Linked DNA regions of Mus musculus: region 2 is linked to region 1. Evidence: chromatin loops called from intact Hi-C (ENCODE). Cell type or tissue: left cerebral cortex. All regions are shown on one strand. Links, peaks and the distances in the headings refer to the core of each region. The heading gives the core; the rest is flanking DNA. Region 1 has its middle 210 kb from the start of Vegfc. Region 2 holds the start of Vegfc (vascular endothelial growth factor C).

Evidence for each region. Peaks named below come from ENCODE experiments on the same cell type or tissue, not always from the same donor. Only the 100,000 strongest peaks of a DNase experiment are listed, where the experiment ranks them.
Region 2: it touches region 1 in a loop (6-fold over the local background); 9 of 42 quality-filtered maps call a loop at or near these places.

What each region holds. Positions count from the first base shown.
Region 1 is chr8:53,865,880-53,875,788 of GRCm38, reverse strand. No RefSeq gene overlaps it. Among named protein-coding and RNA genes, the nearest start is that of Vegfc, 210 kb to the left of the region's middle. In left cerebral cortex, for the core only: a CTCF peak has its summit at 5,607 (motif pointing left); DNase peaks (open chromatin) are centred at 5,569 and 7,017.
Region 2 is chr8:54,071,733-54,081,641 of GRCm38, reverse strand. It overlaps Gm33153, which reads left to right. Exons shown (of 1, transcript XM_006509526.4): 1 at 1-5,572. The coding sequence starts at 3,869. The coding sequence ends at 4,708. It overlaps Vegfc (vascular endothelial growth factor C), which reads right to left and starts at 4,110. Exons shown (of 7, transcript NM_009506.2): 1 at 3,717-4,110. The coding sequence starts at 3,863. In left cerebral cortex, for the core only: CTCF peaks have their summits at 1,838 and 4,500; DNase peaks (open chromatin) are centred at 3,809, 4,123, 4,502 and 4,820; H3K4me3 peaks cover 2,049 bases; H3K27ac peaks cover 600 bases.

The sequences.
Region 1 (9,909 bases), core at 1,382-9,381:
TACAATTTTCTGAGGAACAGCCAAACTGATTTCCAGAGTGGTTGTACCAGCTTGCAAACCCACCAGAAGCAATGGAGGAGTTTTCTTCTTTCTTCACATCCTCGCCAGCATCTCATGTCACCTGAGATTTTGATCTTAGCCATTCTAACTGGTGTGAGGTGGAATCTCAGTGTTGTTTTGATTTGCATTTCCCTGATGACTAAGGATGTTGAACATTTTTTTAGGTAATTCTCAGCCATTCATTTGAGAATTCTTTGTTTAGCTCTGTACCCCATTTTTAATAGGGTTATTTCATTCTTTGGAGTCTAACTTCTTGAGTTCTTTGTTTATATTAGGTATTAGCCCACTATCAAATGTAGGATTGGTAAAGATCTTTTCCCAATCTGTTGGTTGCCTTTTTTGTCTTATTGACAGTGTCTTTTGCCTTACAGAAGCTTTGCAATTTTATGAGATTCCATTTGTCGATTCTTGATCTTACAGCACAAGCCATTGCTGTTCTGTTCAGAAATTTTTCCTCTGTGCCCATATGTTTGAGACTCTTTCCCACTTTCTCCTCTATAAGTTTCAGTGTATCTGTTTTTATGTGGTGGTCCCATTCCAACCAGGCCATGCCTTCCAATAGCATCACTCTCTCTGAGCCTATGGGGCCGTTTTCACTCAAACTACCCCAGTCTCTAATGTAAGCAGAGATGGTGAGACAGTTTCATGGCTGGGGAAAGTCACCTTTCTTTCAGTGTTGATCTCCCACTACTTTCTCTGATTTATTCCCAGCATGAAAAGAGACATATGAAAGAAACACCTTTACCTTTATGATGGCTGTTCTCACTGTGTGACTACTCACCAGCCACCATACCACAAAAGGAAGACTATACTTATGCAAATGTATGAATATTTCCTTAGTTTGACAAAATATGCAGCATATCCCAGTGGGAGATGCAGAGCCAGGAACAGGGATTGCACAGCATCTGTGCAGACCCAATAGAATGAACGCTTTCGAGAGAACCTAAGGATGATCTTGCAACCCAGGAGACACCTTCCTGCAGAAAGTGACTTCTTTACTAGAAATATCTAGATGAAGAAGGTGGGGAGAGAAAATAGTGGTGGAAGGAAGTAGATCTGTTCTTCTGAGCCTCAGTGAACAGAATCGGACCAATAGTTCGGAAAATCATCCAATATGGCCTGAGGAAAAGTTTGAACTGAAGTAAGCTTAGAATAAAGTGTGAGCTGAGGCAAGCTTAGAACCAAATAATATAGAGAAGCGTAAGACGCATTGAAAGTGTCATTTTGCATACTTTAGTAGGTGGCTTAATCCCTGGGAGCTCTGGGGGGGGGGCGGTCTGCTCCAGCCACATATGTAGCAGAGGATTGCCTTGTTGGGCATCAATAGGAGGAGACGTCCTTGGTCCTGTGAAGGCTGGATGCCCCAATGTAGAGGAAGGTAAGGGTGGGGAGGCAGTAGTGGGTGGGTGGGTGGGTGGGTGGGTGGGTTGGGGAGCACCCTCATAGAATCAGGGGAAGGGAAAACAGGAAAGGAGATAACATTTGAAATGTAAATAAAGAAAATAGCCAATAAAAGAAAAGAAAAAATGATCAATACATTAGTTGCATTCCCAGCTCACAATCACTGTATATCTGCAATAAGTGTCTGTAATTATGTAAAATATATTTATAGTCTACAAAAAAAGTGTCATTTTATATGTTTCAGGACACTTAACCCATCTAGTAGATTAAAGACTATATTAATCTTTGAAATAAGATAGAAAAACTAAACTCTTAGGAGATTCTAATATCAGGCCTCGCTAAAATCTCCAAAGACCAGAACAGGCCTCCAGAGGACAAGTTGATGACAGTGGCTGTGGAGGCATCCTTTCCCAGCCAAGGGTAAGTCCGTGGAGCAATCCATTGAGAGCTCTTAGGTTTTTCCTTCACTGACCTTCCCTGGGTCATCTCAAGCAGGAAATTGTTTCTAGGTTATAGTGATGCTATGCTGTCATGTGTCTGACTCGTTGCCCAATGGTGTAACAGACTTGAGTAGTGAGTTGTTCTGCAGCTGCTGGTATTCTCATGTCAATTATTGGCTTCTCAAGATGTGCTTGTTGCCAAGAGCAGATCCTCACCACACCAAGTGAAGGTATGTGAACCTCACTCCCTAATTTAACTCGTCAGTAAAATCTAGAGCCTATGATTGGACAGTGGACAAGGAAAGGTGGCACTTGAGGAATGAGGGAAGGGGTTGCAGGTAGAGGGAGAAGAAGAAGGAGGCAGAGGTGGAGGAGTCTGCCATGAAAGGAGATGGACATTAACCATCTGGCTAGGGGAAACAAGTAACAATGACCTTTTTTTTTTATTACATATTTTCCTCAATTACATTTCCAATGTTATCCCAAAAGTCCCCCACACCCTCCCCCCCCCCCACTCCTCTACCCACCCATTCCCGTTTTTTGGCCCTGGCGTTCCCCTGTACTGGGGCATATAAAGTTTGCCTGACCAATGGGCCTCTCTTTCCAGTGATGGCCAACAAGGCCATCTTTTGATACATCTGCAGCTAGAGTCAAGAGCTCTGGGGTACTGGTTAGTTCATAATGTTGTTCCTCTGATAGGGTTGCAGATCTCTTTAGCTCCTTGGATACTTTCTCTAGCTCCTCCATTGGGGGCCGTGTGATCCATCCAATAGCTGACTGTGAGCATCCACTTCTGTGTTTGCTAGGCCTCGGCCTAGTCTCACAAGAGACAGCTATATCACGGTCCTTGCAACAAAGGCTTGCTAGTGTATGCAATGGTGTCATCGTTTGGAGGCTAATTATGGGATGGATCCTTTATAGCTGGGGAATAGCTCTAAACCTCCCCAATCTAGCCTTATGTCTTGTAAATAAAATACCTGGATTGTGTATGTGTTGTTTGACCTTGATAGGATTATAAATTCTTTTCACAGGTTTGTCAAAGCCAAACTTCACTACTTCCTTTTCTAAAAGGACAGATGCATGTGCAGGGGATGTAAGCTCATAGTCTCTTTCTTGCAGGTGCTTATGGACTCACTGTGGACAACTAGAGGTGGTGTCTAGTGGATAGCGCTGAAGAAAGATTTAACTGCATAGAGTTGGGTGATGACCTTAGTACACCCACTCTTTGTGATCCAGAAATGCTTCCTAGAGGCAAAAGAGGTACCTGAGTCCCACCAACTACTGAAGCAGCTCACATGCCAAGAGAAGAGGAGTCACTGGTAACTTGGAAGTATAGTGGCACCAGCCCCAATCTGCCTCCTTTTAGATTCCAATTGTGTGAGAAAATAAGCTTCTGTTTGATTAAGTCCTGCCTGCCAGTTCCTTGTACATGCAGCTGAAAGCAGTCATAACGAAACCAGCACTTTTCTTTGCCATTTAACTGAGCCCTTTGGTATCCTCCCCCCCCTGCCCCGTTTTATTGAAGTAGTAAAATGAGTGTTCTTTAGAGGAACAAATAAGTTATCCACCTCAGTCTTCTAAGCTGGTTTTCCTAAGCAGGGCTTTGTGAATTAAACATCCAGGGTTATATCCTCAAGGGCTCCTCTGAAGGCAGAATAATATATCTCCGAATTAATTCACAGGAATGAATGCCTGCTGCCCTCTCTGACCGTGTACAGTTTACAGAGGCACAAAGAGAGAATCAAAATTATTTGATTTTCCAAGGAGACAGACTCTCCCATTTCTTCAGAATAATGGTAAAGGGAAAAAAAAAAAGATAGGATTTAACTCATCAATTAAACTTAACATTCTTCAGTTGCCTAAGCAGGCTATCTATATCAAAGAACTTGCTTGATGTAATACAAGCCTTTCACAAAACCTTGGCCCTTAACCTACTTTATCCCAGCACAAATTGATAAGCCGTTCACTCACTCATTTATTTACTCTTTCAATAAACACTTAGTGAGTACTTGTTCTAATTGTTTGCTTAACACTGATTGTTAGAAATTAAAAGCAGGCAAGACTCATCCCTGACCCCAAAGAAGATGCAGCGTGTAGGGGGAAGGAACTTTAACAAGAGGCAGACACAGCTTAGTGGCAGATATAAGTTAAGACTCCTTATGCTGCTGAAACCAGGGCTTAGCAAAATGCCTCAGAGGATGGTGCAAATCAAAAGTCCCCACTGGTACCTGCCAGGGAAGAAAAGACATCTCAAGCATAGAAACACGTTCAACAGATGCACATGCAGGGAACAGAAGATGATACACAAAGCTGGAAAACTATTGAGAAGAGTGTTGGAAGTTCAGACTATGCAAATAGACAAAAAAAAAATGACCACATTGCAAACAATAGTACAATCAAATGTAAATGTGTATTTTACAAAGATCCTGGAAATTTTTAGCATGGATAAATGAGGGATACCTATATAGATTTTGAAAAAATTATTTACTTTTGTCATCAAAGTTTGAAATAATGAAACTTTTCACCTCTTAGGTTAGGAGTGAAAGTCTGATAATAAAGAACAAAATTATTAAATACAAAGTTAGGAACCTAAATGATGATTAAAGAAATAAAATTAGAAGGCTCCCCTCTTAACTCCCCTCCCCATTCCCTGAATAAACTCTATTCTATACAAAAAAAAAAAAAGGAGAGATCTTCATAGAGAGATATTTTAAATCTGGCTTTTAGCTAGACATTGATGTGGTAGAAGGCAAGTTTGGGAAGAAAGAGTGGTTAAGTTCACACCCAACCTATGCCTTGCAGGAAGGAAATGCCTTTGATATTCTCAGGATATCCTGAAATCATGTTTCATCTATAAAAAGAGAATCATTGTTTCTTTCTTAGAGATCACTTAGCTAACAATGCGTGCACATTGTCTAACACGGTCTGACTGGATTGTGGTTGATGTCATCACTAGCATGCCAGTAAAGTTCCCGTGAGAATTTCCTCCGCGTTTGCTGGAGAGGTGGGAAATATTGGACCTTGGTGCATATGTGCTTGTTCAACATGGGCATTCCCGGGTTGTTGGCCACATTGAATTAATCCAATGGTAAGAGAGTTACAGAAAAAAAAATACCGAGTCTTACCCCTCTTCAAAGATGACAATCAAAGAAATAGCCATTTATAAATGACCTTCAAGAAGGCAAATTTCTATAAATTATCTCATTTCACTCTCTAGTCCCTTGAAGCGTTTGATTTTGCTGTGAATTTAACAAATAAGAAACTGGAAGTTTAAGGACAATAAATGACTCCCGAAGGCTCAGATGGGCAGCAAGACGAAAATGGCATGACCACAGTGTTATTTGTGTTTTACTTTTGATGTTTATTCTCCCCCCACCCCCAGTTTACCAAACTTAAATGGAAAATCAATCAAACAAGGCCTCGGTTCTGTATGGTAGCATAACCAGAACACGTCGGAGCCTTAAAACAAGGCTGGGCACAATTCATGGAATAATCAAGAGTCCCAGGCACTCTTTATATGTCACATATAATTTTAGAAGGCTTAGGGAGGCTGAAGTTTTCGCCACAAGAAAGACTGATGTTCCCCTTACAAAATGAATAAAATAAGATTTTATGTTACATTATGGTTCCCTTATCCATTGACAAAGTCACTCCAGGATACCCTGTCCCTGGGCCTAAGCAGAGGCAACAAGAGGGTTACCGACTGCCCTCTGTTGGACACAGTATGTAAATGCATTGCTTACAGCAATTTGGTTTTCTCATAATGTAAACAGTTTAATTCCACCCCCCGTTTTTTATTTTTTTTTCATTTTGAATATCATGGTTTCATTAACCATAATGATGTTAATTTGTTTTAATGGTAGGAGGACCAAGAAGGTCAAAGTAACTAAAAGGAAATAAGCATAGGTAATAAATCATGAAATGGACTGACACCATTCTCTTTAGCACTGTAGTCTACAAAAGGACAAATTGTGATCATTATTGTGCTATTGAGTCACTTGGGAATTTGGGAAGCAGAGAAGGTGGTAATGGAGGAAGGAAAGAAGAGGGAGGAGGGGAGACATTAAGGCTTTCCTGATTAAGTCAGGGCTTCCACAAACACTGTTTTGGAAATCACTAATCTTCAATGCTATCTCCTTTCCTTCAAAGTTGGTATAAAAAAACGTATTAGGTGAGACATTTTCACTTTTTGCTGATATTCCTTTGCACCTTTCTAATCATAAACTATCTCCTTTGCCATCTCCAGTCTCCATCGATCCTGTGAACACTGTATAGTGCTTACACAAATAGGATCTTTGCTACTTTTGTACATTAATAAACACAACATATAACATGCATCTTTACAGTTCCTAAGGAATTTTTCGTGTGCATTGATATTTTTAATCATTACCAAAAGTGAGCAAGCTACCAGCTAAAAGCATTTTTATAGGATACATAGGAAAGTAAGCCATAAAGGCTTGGACAAGCTAAGGACAAAACCTCACTTAAAATTTAATATGTTTACTCAAATCTAATTCTCACTTTGCTAGGTACTCTGTCACCAGAAGCGTTTCTCCAAATTCTTACCCCATATGTTTTCAACTAAGAAACGAAGGCATGCTGAATTGTGGAAGTGCCCCCAGGAACCTCTAGTGAAACTCCAGGGAAAACTCCGGAATGTTTTCTCTGTTCTTCACAGAAAACCACCTGACACTATCAGGTTTGTTGTTTGTGCGTCTTGGGACTCACACTTTGACCAAAGCAAAACTGTTACTCTAATTCCAATCCATCATTACCCAAGACTTAACTTGAATCAGAATTCCCCTGACAGGGCACACTTAAGAATTTTCCTGGCTAGAAACACATTTCTTTACAGTTTGATATAGAATCCCAGAGATTACTTCTGACCAAAATATCACCCCGATCCCCTTTCCTTCTCTGACTTATTTATCAAAAGGTAAAGAATACCCTTGTATTATTTAATGCCAAAATAAAATTTCTAGAGGAGTCTCTGAGATAGAGAAACATTTGCTAGCAGTTTTGCTTTGTATTTTGTTGAGAATGCTTGTTTCTTAATCCTTTAAACTTCTAAGTCTCAGAAAACTACAGCAGCATGGGTGTTCAGGGATATGAGTGTAGGAAGTGTGACTTTGTTCTAAGACTCGTGTGGTCTGAAGCTCATTCTCCCTCAACTGAAATTAAAAAGTAAGGATGGGCTTAACAAGCCTGTGCTATTCTGCTGTAGTAAAAAATAAATTAGCTAAATAAGGAGTTTGACAGTTTCAAAGAACAGGAAGATGCCTTCCTGGTGCATTGATTTTATTGTTACTTTTTCCTTTATATCAAGGAAGACATAAAATATTAATCAAAATTTAATATCTAAGTCCAAGCAAGAATAAGTCTATACTGTAGCACAAACTTGGATCAGCACATTCTTCAAATAAATCAAAACTCTGACCCAGAATCTGGGAAGTATTGCTTAGCGGTAAAGTTCATGCTCAGCCCATTTAAGGCCCCAGGCATAGCAATGCTTCTTTTTCTAGACGCTATCTATAATTAACAAATAAATCATGTCTTAGAAACTTCACAATACAAATCTTAGAGTGCTCCCCAAAATGTTATTATTTAAAACGTGGTCTAATATTCAGAATAATTGTCTCATACAGAAAAATTGGATAAAACACACATACAGCATATGCATGCACCCCATACCATCCACAGATGTCATGAATGGATACATCTACTTAAAATAAAGACATACTATCCAATAAAATATGATGCCAAGTATAACAGAAATTTAATAATATCAACAGACTTGTGATTGAAAAAAGTGTTCAACTATAATTTACATTATAATACTATTTGACTCAAGAATCTTTTAAGTACTCTAATCTCAAAGTACATAGTATTTAATATTTAAAATCTAGGTTTTATTTGCTATAATTCCTATTGGGTTTGTTCTTAAAACTAAGACAAACTTTTCTCCCCTTGGGGTACTCTTGCCTCGTCATTTGTCAACATTAACAACATATATTTAGTATGTCTGTTGTTCTTCAGTGAAATATCTTTTCCATTAAAAGGATAATTTCTTATCTATTTCTTCAAGAGAAAGAATCAAATATCTGCAGTAGTTTTCTAGGCACCTTCTTGTAGCCAGTCTCCAGTCACTCTCTAGAATTTTCCATTTATGTGTCCAGGAGCTGAATCCTATAAACTAAATTAAAGCAAATGTTGTTATGGATGAGCTTGGCTGGAAAGTTGGTGTGCCCACAGAGGTGAATAGAGTGTGGCTATAAAGTAATTTTTCATATTTTCTCTATATCCTTCCTGTTTTGTTTGGAGAAAACTATTTCTTCCATTCCCTTCTTTAGTCTCATGTTTAGAATGGGGCCATTACTTTTTGCTTCAAAGCTTGCCCTTTCACCACAAGGTAATGGAACAGTGTGAGCTCTCAGTTCAGAGCTAATGATTCCAACTCTGAATTCTGAAACTGAGAAAATATCCAAAAGATGTTTCTACAATCTCACAGGACCCATAATGAGATGGTTTGGGGCTTCATGCACATCACGGGAGAATGGTGACAGGTTGGCCACTCACATAAATTCAAAGCTGGTGTTGTGAGACTCTTGGAAGTTCCAGTTAGTTTAATTTCCTCAGCTCCTGGTGGCACATAACTTCAGTTGACCTTCTGGTTGGGGTGAGAGAAGAAAACTTAGAATATGTGTTTGCATGATCCTTCCTGGAAGGAATGTCCCTTCACTGACCAGTAAACTCTTGGTTCAGTAAAGTGTTTAATCTTTAATCTCATAAACTAAGCTGAATGCCGTGAATTAATGGGTTATGGTAGTTTTTATTTTTCCACTATACTTGATTGATTCCCAGATATTTGGATGAAAGCAACATGTTGGGTATGATCTGAATCCCAGGTTGAATAAAACCATCAGCATTCTACCACTAACTGGGAATGATGCCTGTGACACAAGTCCCAAGTAGGTTCACAATGTGCATGAAAATTGTCCTGCTACTTTGTAAGCCCTCCTTCCTAGCCAAATGGATGGACCTGGAGGGCATCATCCTGAGTGAGGTAACACAATCACAAAGGAACTCACACAATATGTACTCACTGATAAGTGGATATTAGCCCAAAACTTAGGATACCCAAGATATAAGATACAATTTGCTAAATGAATGCAACTCAAGAAGAATGAAGACCAAAGTGTGGGCACTGTGCCCCTTCTTAGAAATGGGAACAAAACACCCATGGAAGGAGTTACAGAGACAAAGTTTGCAGCTGAGACGAAAGGATGGACCAACTAGAGACTGCCATATCCAGGGATCCACCCCATAATCAGCTTCCAAACGCTGACACCATTGCATACACTAGCAAGATTTTGCTGAAAGGACCCAGATATAGCTGTCTCTTGTGAGACTATGCCGGGGCCTAGCAACACACAGAAGTGGATGCTCACAGTCAGCTATTGGATGGATCACAGGGCTCCCAATGGAGGAGCTAGAGAAAGTACCCAAGGAGCTAAAGGGATCTGCAACCCTATAGGTGGAACAATATTATGAACTAACCAGTACCCCAGAGCTCTTGACTCAACTGTATATGCATCAAAAGATGGCCTAGTCGGCCATCACTGGAAAGAGAGGCCCATTGGACACACAAACTATATATGCCCCAGTACAGGGCCAAAAAAAAAAATGGGAATGGGTGGGTAGGGATGTGGGGGAGAGGGTATGGGGGACTTTTGGGATAGCATTGGAAATGTAATTGAGGAAAATACATAATTAAAAAAAAGAATATAGAATATTAAAATTTGATTAACTTTTTAAAAATATTTTTTTACATATTTTCCTCAATTACATTTCCAATGCTATCCCAAAAGTCCCCCATACCCTCCCCCCCCCACTTCCCTACCCACCCATTCCCATTTTTTTGGCCCTGGCATTCCCCTGTACTAGGGCATATACAGTTTGCATGTCCAATGGGCCTCTCTTTCCAGTGATGGCCGACTAGGCCATCTTT
Region 2 (9,909 bases), core at 1,016-9,015, 210 kb before region 1:
AAATAAATCTTAAAAGAAAAAAATTTTAAAACACAGAGATTTATTTAAAAATGGATAAAGACAACTGTAAGCCAAAATATGTAAAGACATGGGTATTTTGTACAACACACCCTTTCAAGAACAAATTATGAAAGCATGAAATTTGAGGAAGGGAGTTCTGGAAGGAGTTGGAAAGGCAGAGTGGAGGATGGATATAAGCAAACTGTGATGTATACATAAATAAAATTCTCAAAGGAAAAACAATACTGTGTTTTAAATGTTTTATAGCTATGCAGGAAGACAAATATGATCAGTGCCTTGCTCAGCGATCATCAGAGGAGCTTCCTTCTGCCACAGACTAGAGCAAGTACAGACACTAATAGCCAGATTCTATGCAAAGAGAAAGAGACCTTGAAACTTGCAGCCATTAAATGGGATATCTCCATCAAAACCCTCATCTCAGGTCTCAGGGCATCCTACAGAAGAGGCTGAAAGAGGGTAAGAACCAGACCCGATGGAGAACTCCAAGGAACAAAACCCTCTAAATCAACATGAGCAAAACATACAAACTCACAGAGGTTGAAACTGTATCCAGAGAGCCTGCACTAGAGGAGGTTTAAGATATGAAAGGAGAAATGTACACATGACCCTACCCCAAACCCAGAATGAACAAAGGATTCTTAAGGGTGGGCTGCAGGCCCAGCAGTACATGGCTAACAGACCACAAACTTGCTTTGTAGTTTCCTTGTCACATAATGTCACTTATTCATTTTAAACTGTTTCTTGTGCCTTCTCTTGGGCTCCTTCCCTTCCATTTATTTGTTTATTTGTTTGCTTCGTTTTCCAATTCCAATGTATCAGTTCTTGTTTTACCTTATTATATTCCATTTTATTATTATTCCCATAGAAGCCTGTTTGCTTTTTTTTTTTTTTTTTTTTTTTTTTTTTTTTTTTTTTGGTTTTTGAGACAGGGTTTCTCTGTATAGCCCTGGGTGTCCTGGAACTCACTTTGTAGACCAGGCTGGCCTCGAACTCAGAAATCCGCCTGCCTCTGCCTCCCAAGTGCTGGGATTAAAGGCGTGCGCCAGCACGCCCGGTGCCTGTTTGCTTTCTAATAACAGACAGAAAGTGGAAGTTCGAGGAGCTGGAAGGAGTAGCCGGAGGGGAAACTGGAGTCAGGATAAATTATGTGAGGGAAAAAAACAAAACAAAACTATTTTCAATAAAAAGCAAAACTGTTTGATAACCACAGTCTGTATGAGGTATGTCTTCCTTCCGATTTATTCTTTGTCGTAAGTCAATGTCTTTTGTAAAATTTAGTTCTTCATCTCCGAATAAGCAGAGTCTGCTTTACCCAAACTGAGACTAAAAATTATTAGATATGGCAATCAGGTGTTCTTTCCGAGATCATCAGTTGTCATTAGTTTGATAACAAGTTTTGAATGTCTCTTCTTATGGCCACATGATACCATTGCCTTAGTTTTCGACCCTGAGCTGTTTACTTTAACATCCTTCAGAAAGTATTTTAGGACTTTTCATTAAATCATACAGTCATGAAGAAAAGAATAGAAAGGGGAACTTAGTAAATTCAGTTCCAATTATCTGGGTGGCCATGGCTACCACAAAGAAGATTGGATGCTGAGCTTTATACCATATTGGCTTTCCTATATTGTGAATTTTAAATTGCTACATGGGTTTTATTATTTAACAAAATTTTGTGAGAGCTAATTCTATGTATAATTGACATCCTGTGTGAATTTTGTGAAATACTTTCTTAGGATTTAAGTTGTTCCTGGGAAACTAACTGGTTTCCCTCCAGTTCTCCAATATTTGCTAATTGAGGTGCCTTGAAAGGCCACTAGGGAGAGACATGGAGTCTTCACAGCAGTGTTTGGGTCACTGGGTGCAAGTTCCACAGCAAGGATACAGTTTCCCTGAAGGCATCAGTAAAACAAGCTGTCAAAAGTTCTGCTTGCCCACTAGGGAAAGGCTCAGTAAGCAGAAGTATACTGCTCATGAAATTCAAACATACAAAATAATGTTTCCTCTGATAAGTTAAAAAAAGTCATATTACATACCAAATATCAGTTCTTATTCAACATACAATATTTTAAAAAATGATTAAATAAGAAAAGAAACTTTTGCAAACAAAATTTTCAGAGAAAATAAGATGTTTAATGACTACCAATGAGAAGATCCTTTGAAGGTGACCTCTTGGAACACACAACTGAGCTCATACAAACATCCATGCTCTGATACAGTCATTTGGGATTGACCCAGACGTGACAGACTCCTTGAATAAACTATTGGCTTATCTGAAAAGGCTTCTCATTTAACTCAAGGCGTCACGCTTTCGTACTGTAAATCAAAGCCTAGCTATCATAGGCGATGGTGATGTTGTCTGACTAAGTCACAAGTATATCAGTTTGAATTTGCAGAGGCAGAAAGTGAATAGGTCTGGCAAACTTCAAAGGCTCGAATTACAGGAAGTATGATTCTGTCCCGAGCTTTATTTCTGTGGCACTTAGAGACGAGGATATTCTCGTCATTGTACGTATAGTGATAAGCGTGTGCTGAACATTGCAGTTCTCATAATGGACTGAAAAATCTGGTATTTGTATTTTTACCAAATGTAGACACAATGGTAACTTGATATCTTATAACCTAGTCTTGTCCGTATTAAAGTTTTTCTCAGACAAACCTTTCCAGGGAAGGTGGTTTGACCTCTGCACATTCTGTGTATGTTCACCAATAAAGTCAACTGAAAGTTGAGAGTAACACACCCCCTTCTATTTTTTTCCCCCCACTTGCAGTCAGCTACTATAAACCACTTCAGTCTGCTTCCAGCCAGGGGGCTTCGCAGTGCCTTAAACACAAAACTTTTGCAGGAGTTCAAGATCCCAACTATTACGCCAAGTATAAACTTGAAGATGTTATAAACATATTCTTTAGAAGGTTCAAGTGAGAAGTACACAAGATAAGATAACTGAGTCAGACAATCGGAATGTCTTCAAAAGTCCCTTAACGTGTTCAGGAAAGATGCTATTTCTCTTTAAAACAAAATAAAACAAACTAATTGATACTTTGATTTTTTTTTAATCTTATAGCCACTGTTTAGGAAAAGAATTGATAAAGTTTAGAAGATTCCAATTTCTGTTACATCTTGGATTTGACCAAGTTCAAGTTAATTCTGAAATCCAAAACCTTTAAGCCCAGTTTCTAAATTTACTCACACTTTTTCCAAACTAGCTCACAGAGCCTGGGGCCCCTGCTATGCAAACTCCAGGAGCATAAAACTCCGTTGTCTGGTCACACACCCCAGAAGCTCTTTGGAGTCCAAAACCAGCCAGGAAAAGAAAAGAGCATTTCCTACAGCAATGAAATTCTCTCTGGAGCCATGCCACTGGGGCAGGGTGCAAACTCCTCTGTTGGCAGGAGACCACTATGAAGGAGAAGGAATCTGTGTGACTGAACACCTCTTGGGCCCTTCCCTCCTCTAAGTTGCTTTCCTTTCTAGTAACAGCTTTCCACTGGGGGAGAGAAAAAAAGAAGAGAAACTTTGCTCCAAGCAAGCGTGCACCAATCTCTAACTTTGGATCCAAAGGTTAAATAAATAATTATGCACACACACTCCACGGCAGGTTCTCTGTACACCCAGTAAAGCCAAGCCCACACACAGTCCAGGACTTGGGAGCCTCGGATCCTCAGCCCGACCCGACGGGGTCCCTTGCACCTACCTTGACCTCGCCCCCGTCGGGCTCCGCTTCCGAGAAGCCCAGTCCCGACTCGAAGGCGGCGACGGTGGCGGGCGCCTCGCGCGGACTGGGGATCAGCGCAGCGGCGAGCAGGGAACACGCCAGAGACAAGAAGCACAGCAAGTGCATGGTGGATGGACCGGGAGCAGGGAGGCCGGTCCGTTGGCTGGCGCAGGCTGGGGCGTGAGGCTGAGGTCCTCTCCTGGTCCCTGTCCCGTGGTTTCCTCCCGGGGACCCCCCTGGGCGAGCGTCTCCCGGGACTCGGCGGCTCGCAACTTTTGCCCTCGGCTCTGGCAGCCCTCACGGGGGAGAGGCTCCCGGGTGTCAGGTACGAGCCTCACAGGAAACCGGACATCCGAACTGCCCTCGGTGGCGGCCCGCGAGGTGAAGCGAGGGCGCCGGCTCCGCCGATCGCGGTTTTGTTTTTGGTGTTTTGCAAAGAAGAGGGGGTGGGGTGGTTAAGCCCAGTCACCCCGCGATGTTCCACTCGTCCCGAAGAGCCCTCGGGTCCCTCGTCCCCCCTCCTCCCTCCCCTCGCCCGAAGTGAAAGGAGCCGGGCCGCGGGAGCCGCGGGAGAAGGCGGTGGTGGCGGCGGAGCCGGGGGGCGGGAGGAGGGCGGCGGGGCGCCCGGCGGCGGCGAGGCCCGCGAGCTCCCGGGCGCTCGAGCCTCCTGCGCGCGCGGGGCCGAGCGGTGGCGGTGGCGGCGGCGGCAGCGGGCGCAGGGGCAGGGCATGACTGATGCGCCCTCTGCCTGCGCTTATGTGAGAGAAAGCGGCAAGAGGGAGGGAGCGTGCCGAGCCCAGTCAGCCCTCCCCTCTCTTTCCCTAGGAAGCTTGCTCCCTCCAGCCCCACGCTTTCCTCCAGCCCCACCTCCATCCACTCTCCTCGCTTTCCCTTTCTCTGCCCTTCTCTCTGGGCTCTGCTGGGGTGTCGGGGTGGGGAGGCAGGGGCTCAAGTCAGGTCTGGGGGCTTGACTCTCTCTGCAGGACCAGTTTTAGGGGCCACATGACTGAGCTCAGCTGCTAGAAAGATGGGGAGGGGGGAGCAGGTACAGTGGGTAGGAGACGCACGCTTTGGCCCTGGCAACCCCTTGTGGTAAAATCCTTCTCCAGACATTCTTTATCCTGAGAAGTTTGGGACCAGCCTGAGACTTCTAAAACACTTCAGAGAAAAAGATCAACATTATAGCAGAGACCTATGGGGCCATAGTGCCCTTCCCAGCACCACCACCTCCACTGTTTTCTGGTTTACTTGAAGCAAGAATGCAAAGAGGGACATCTCAGAATACAGGGCAAGTCATTCATGCTAAGATCTTAGTGATCTTCCGGAAGACCTAAAGTTCCATCTGAAGGACAGATGGTCCAGAATCTTAAAGAACATTGATAGAGACACACCCAAACTGTATCTGCAAGACACACCTTCCATTTGCAAGAGAAAGAGAATGAAATGGGACAATTTATATGCTGAAAGAGCAAACAGCAGTGATGCATTTATTCTCTGGAAAAGCACCTAGGAACTCTGCTGTCTTCCTGGTGATGGCATCTGCTTTCCTGGGCAGGTGGGCAGATGGCAGAAGTTCCACTTAAGCTGCATCAACAGCATAGAGACATGAAAGGTCTTGCCTATTCAAAAACTATACTAAGTGCACTAATGTTAAAAAGCCACAAAATTGTCGTTGGAGGAAAGACGTTTCCTTGTAATTCAAATAATATGATCTGGAGGTCTCCTTGCCCAACATTTCCGTGAGTGCTTAAATACCTCTACAAACAGTGAATGCCCCTTGCCCTGACTGTGCTTCCCTTTATTGAAGACTGACATCATTGAATCTTCCAACTACCCATTGCTTTTGACTTTGGTATTTTGCGTACTTCGTCTAATGTAAATTCCACATGTTAGCCCCTCAGATATTTGGAAATATCTGTCACGTTCTCCCAGGGCTACTTTTCCTACCAGTGAAAGATTCCTTTTTAGTTTAACCCGACAGTTCCAATTATCCTCATCCATCATGCTAAGTTTATCTTCATAAAGTACGCCGTTCAGAACATGGCTCCATACTTAAAATACCCCAACGAAGCATGCAGAAAAGGAGGGGTCTTCCTTGTCTAGAAAGCAAGCATTTGTTGACATAGCATTGGACCAAGTTTATTTTCTGGCAGCCAAGTCATGCTGTTGATGCAAAGAACTCTTAAAGTTGACCAGATTTCTCAAGAAATCTGCGTGTGTACTAATATTTAGTTATGTCTGCACTACTCTGCATTTGTGGCAGGAGTTGTCTTCTGGGCTCTAACTTGTGTCTCATGGTTTATCATGAGGAAGTCTTACCTTGCCACAGACGGCCCCTCACAAGTTGCTAAGGCAATTTGGGAACTTGACATTTTCTGTATGTTCCCTTCTTTCTGTGTTCCTGTTGAACTGGCTGGATTTTGACTCAAGTAGAAATGGAGTGTCCTTGGAATCTTGTCTCAGTACAGTGGTTCTTAACTTTTATTGCACTTGGAGTCACAAAGGGCGGTTGTAAAACCAGATGGTTAGGCATGCCACCAGGATTTAGGGAATTCTGGGAAAAGGCTTGGATGTCAGAATGCCTCAGATAGACAGCCTACACTGAGAACTGTCACACTTTTCCATCAATCTCAGGATTTAGCATGGTATGAATACCATAAAAATCAGCAAAATTAACATGTATCAAAATGAATTAGTGGCAAACTTTTTTTAAGATGGTTAGCACATGCACTCCACTTACATATATTTATCTTCCTGTTGCTAATTACTGTTTTCTGTAAATAAAGTCATAGCAAGACCTGTTTAAATAAAAGAAACATCAGTTGTCTTTAAAACCAATACAGTAGGGCTGACCATATAGCCCAATGTTAGAATGCTTACTTACCATGAATGAAGCCTAGGGTTTAAAAGAAGATATCACTATTATTATGTATAATAGTTATTAATAAACATTATTTAACAACATACTTTTTTTAAAAGTTGCTAGGGATTTTCCCCCTGCTTAACACCTAAAAAATTAAATAACTATTACAGATTTTGAAGTTTAAAAATATCTTTTTTAAAACTGTTTTTTGTTTTAATTTTTTTTCTATCAATGACTTCCTGCAAGATCTTTTAAGATCGATTACTACTGTTATTTTTAAAGCACTTCTAAGGGAAAGAGGGTGTCATGTAACTGTTTGTTTTGTTTTATAGAAACTATTACTCTGTTAGTACAAACTAGGATGGGAGAACTGGATAACATTTGCATAGTATCTCCAGTTTCTTGTAGCTATTGGGTTTTTAAACTTTTTGACGATAGCGTTTAATCAAAAATTACTATATGTCTATGTCTGCTTCTTATCAGAGTTCCTGAGTCTCCTCTAGGCCAAATTCCAACACCTGTCACAAGTGGTAATGATGCAAGAAAGGAAATTTCCAGTGTGACCACACTGGGAAGATAGTAGACCTTGTACTACTGACTAACAAGAGTTTCACCCTTATACAGGAGAAGAAAGGCCTGGTACAAGAACTATAGTCAAGCAATCTCAATCAAGCTTGTTCGTGCATTTTATTATTTAGGTTGTTTCTACTTAGAGGTTCTGTTGGCAAAGCAGAAATCATTATTGCTTGCAAAGTCACTTTAGTTTGCACTGGGCCCTGTTCAGACACTTAAGGTTGGAGATGACCTTGATTCCATCAGTGGAGTAATGATTCTCATGTGGGACCAACATTTGTTCCCATCACTGAGTGAACTGGCCTGTAAGATTTAACTGTTTGGGGAATCTTGGAACAACTGGTATCTTTTTTTTTCTTTTTTCTTTTTTTTATAATATTTTAATTAGGAATTTTCCTCATTTACATTTACAATGCTATCCCAAAAGTCCCCCATACCCCTCCCCTCCACTTCCCTCCCCACCCACTCCCACTTTTGGCCCTGGCGTTCCCCTGTACTGGGGCATATAAAGTTTGCAAGTCCAATGGGCCTCTCTTTCCAGTGATGGCCGACTAGGCCATCTTTTGATACATATGCAGCTAGATGTTATCCCCTTTCCTAGTTTCCTCTCTGAAAATCCCCTATACCATCCTCCCTCTCCCTGCTCCCCAACCCACCCACTGCCCCTGGCTTTCCTGCCCCTGGCTTTCCCTATACCCGGGCCTAGAATCTTCACAAGACCAAGGGCCTCTCCTCCCATTGATGGACAACTAGGCCATCATCTGATACATATGCAGCTAGAGACACAAGCTCTGGGGGTACTGGTTAGTTTATATTCTTGTTCCTCCTATAGGGCTGCAGACCCCTTCAATTCCTTGAGTACTTTCTCTAGCTCCTTCATTGGGGACCCTGTGTTCCCTCCAATAGATGACTGTGAGCATTCACTTCTGTATTGGTATCTTTATCCTTGGATGAGAGGTTAGATAAATTTAAGACTAACCGATGTTGTTGCCAATTTTTAGGCAGGTATCTCTTAAGAGGTCATTAACAAATCTGTATAGTACTTCAGTAAGAATATGACCCAAGCATAGAGGATGGCTTCAAGCCCTAACAAACAGTGATTTCCGTGCATGCTTTATGTGCCTTCATGAGCCTTAGATACAATGTGCATGCTTTAACATTCATTAGATTCTGTCCATCTCCTTTAGTTTAATCTGTATCCAATTTCAGTTACTTTCCTGCTTCCTTGATTTTATTTTGTGGTTGTAATTCAAACTTTGCTAATTGAATGGTGAAATAATTTTCATTTCATGAGTCTAGTCTCTAAGGAACACAATTTAAATATATAAGTTTTGATCTTGATTCTGCTTAATCTATATTTGCAAATTTTGATCTCTTTTATTTGACCTTTGTTAATGTTTTTGCAAGCAAGTTTAAATACTCTTGTATTAGTCACTTTTCTGTTGCTGTGATAAAAATCCCATGACCAAGGCAATTTCTGGAAAAAGAATTTATTTTGGTTTATATTTCTAGAGGTATAAGGGTTAATTGTGACTGCAGCAGCAGGGTGTCAAGAGATTGCATCTTTAACAGAAGTAGGAAGCAGCAGATCAAAGCGAAAGTGGAAAGTCACTGAGCATCAAACCCCAACTCTCACCATGGTGACATATTTCTTCCAGCAAGCCAACTCCACCTGCACCTCCCAAACATCACCACCAACTGTGAATCAAGTGTTTACTATGGAAGACAATCTCAAACTACCTCATTCCACTCCATGGCCCCATTGGCTCATGTCCATTTAATACTAGAAAATGCATTTATTCCTACCTCAGCATTGCTCCATGGTCTTTAACAGTTGCAACACTGTTTAGAAGTCCCAAGTGTCTTCTAAGACTGGAGCACTCTCTTAACTGTGGCATCCTGTAGATTACCTACTGATTACCTGTAGATTACCATCATACAGGGGAACAGAATGTACATTGTAATGGCAAAAGAGCAATGGAGGAATCGTGAGGAAAACCTGGATCAAAGCAAGACCAAACCTTAGCAGGGCAGACTACAAATCTTGCCACTCCAAATGCAGTGTCAACAAGGGTTAGATGCTTTTGCCCCTCCAACTTTGCAACTTACAACACACAGCTCTCTCTTGGTCTGGTTCCACTTTATAGGCAGATGATTCAAGGCTCTGGTATCCCCAACATCTTTGGGTCTGAAACAGATGATTCACTTTCACAGCTTCATATAGTGGCCTCACAGAGTGTCCTTCATACCTACACTCTCCTGTCACACACTACACAGCCTTTGTCAATTTCTGAAACCAAGAAGGCAGAGTCCATGACCCATCTGCTCCTATATCCTTCATGCTTCTAAAGTCAACAGCATGTAGACAACACTACCAACTTCAGTTTCCAGCTTGAGATGAAGCCCTGGCTCCCTCTGGACCACAGCATCTCTGTGCTGACCCTGAGGAAATATTCCCCGAAAGATTTCACAACAATGATCCTGGCCTCTTATTAATCACAGCTGATTCTGCACCCCTAGCTAACTATCATCAATTGTCCAGTCATGCAAAGATTTCATTTCCACAGAGCCTGAATCCAAAATATCACATAGATGGCTCTAAGAGTATTTACTTACCTCTCAAAGTTTGCAAACCAGGCCTCCATTGTCAACATGTCTCCTAATGTCCATATCTTACAAGCTCATATAACAATTCATTAAGCTACAAGCACACATAACCCTTCTCTAGCCCAAAGA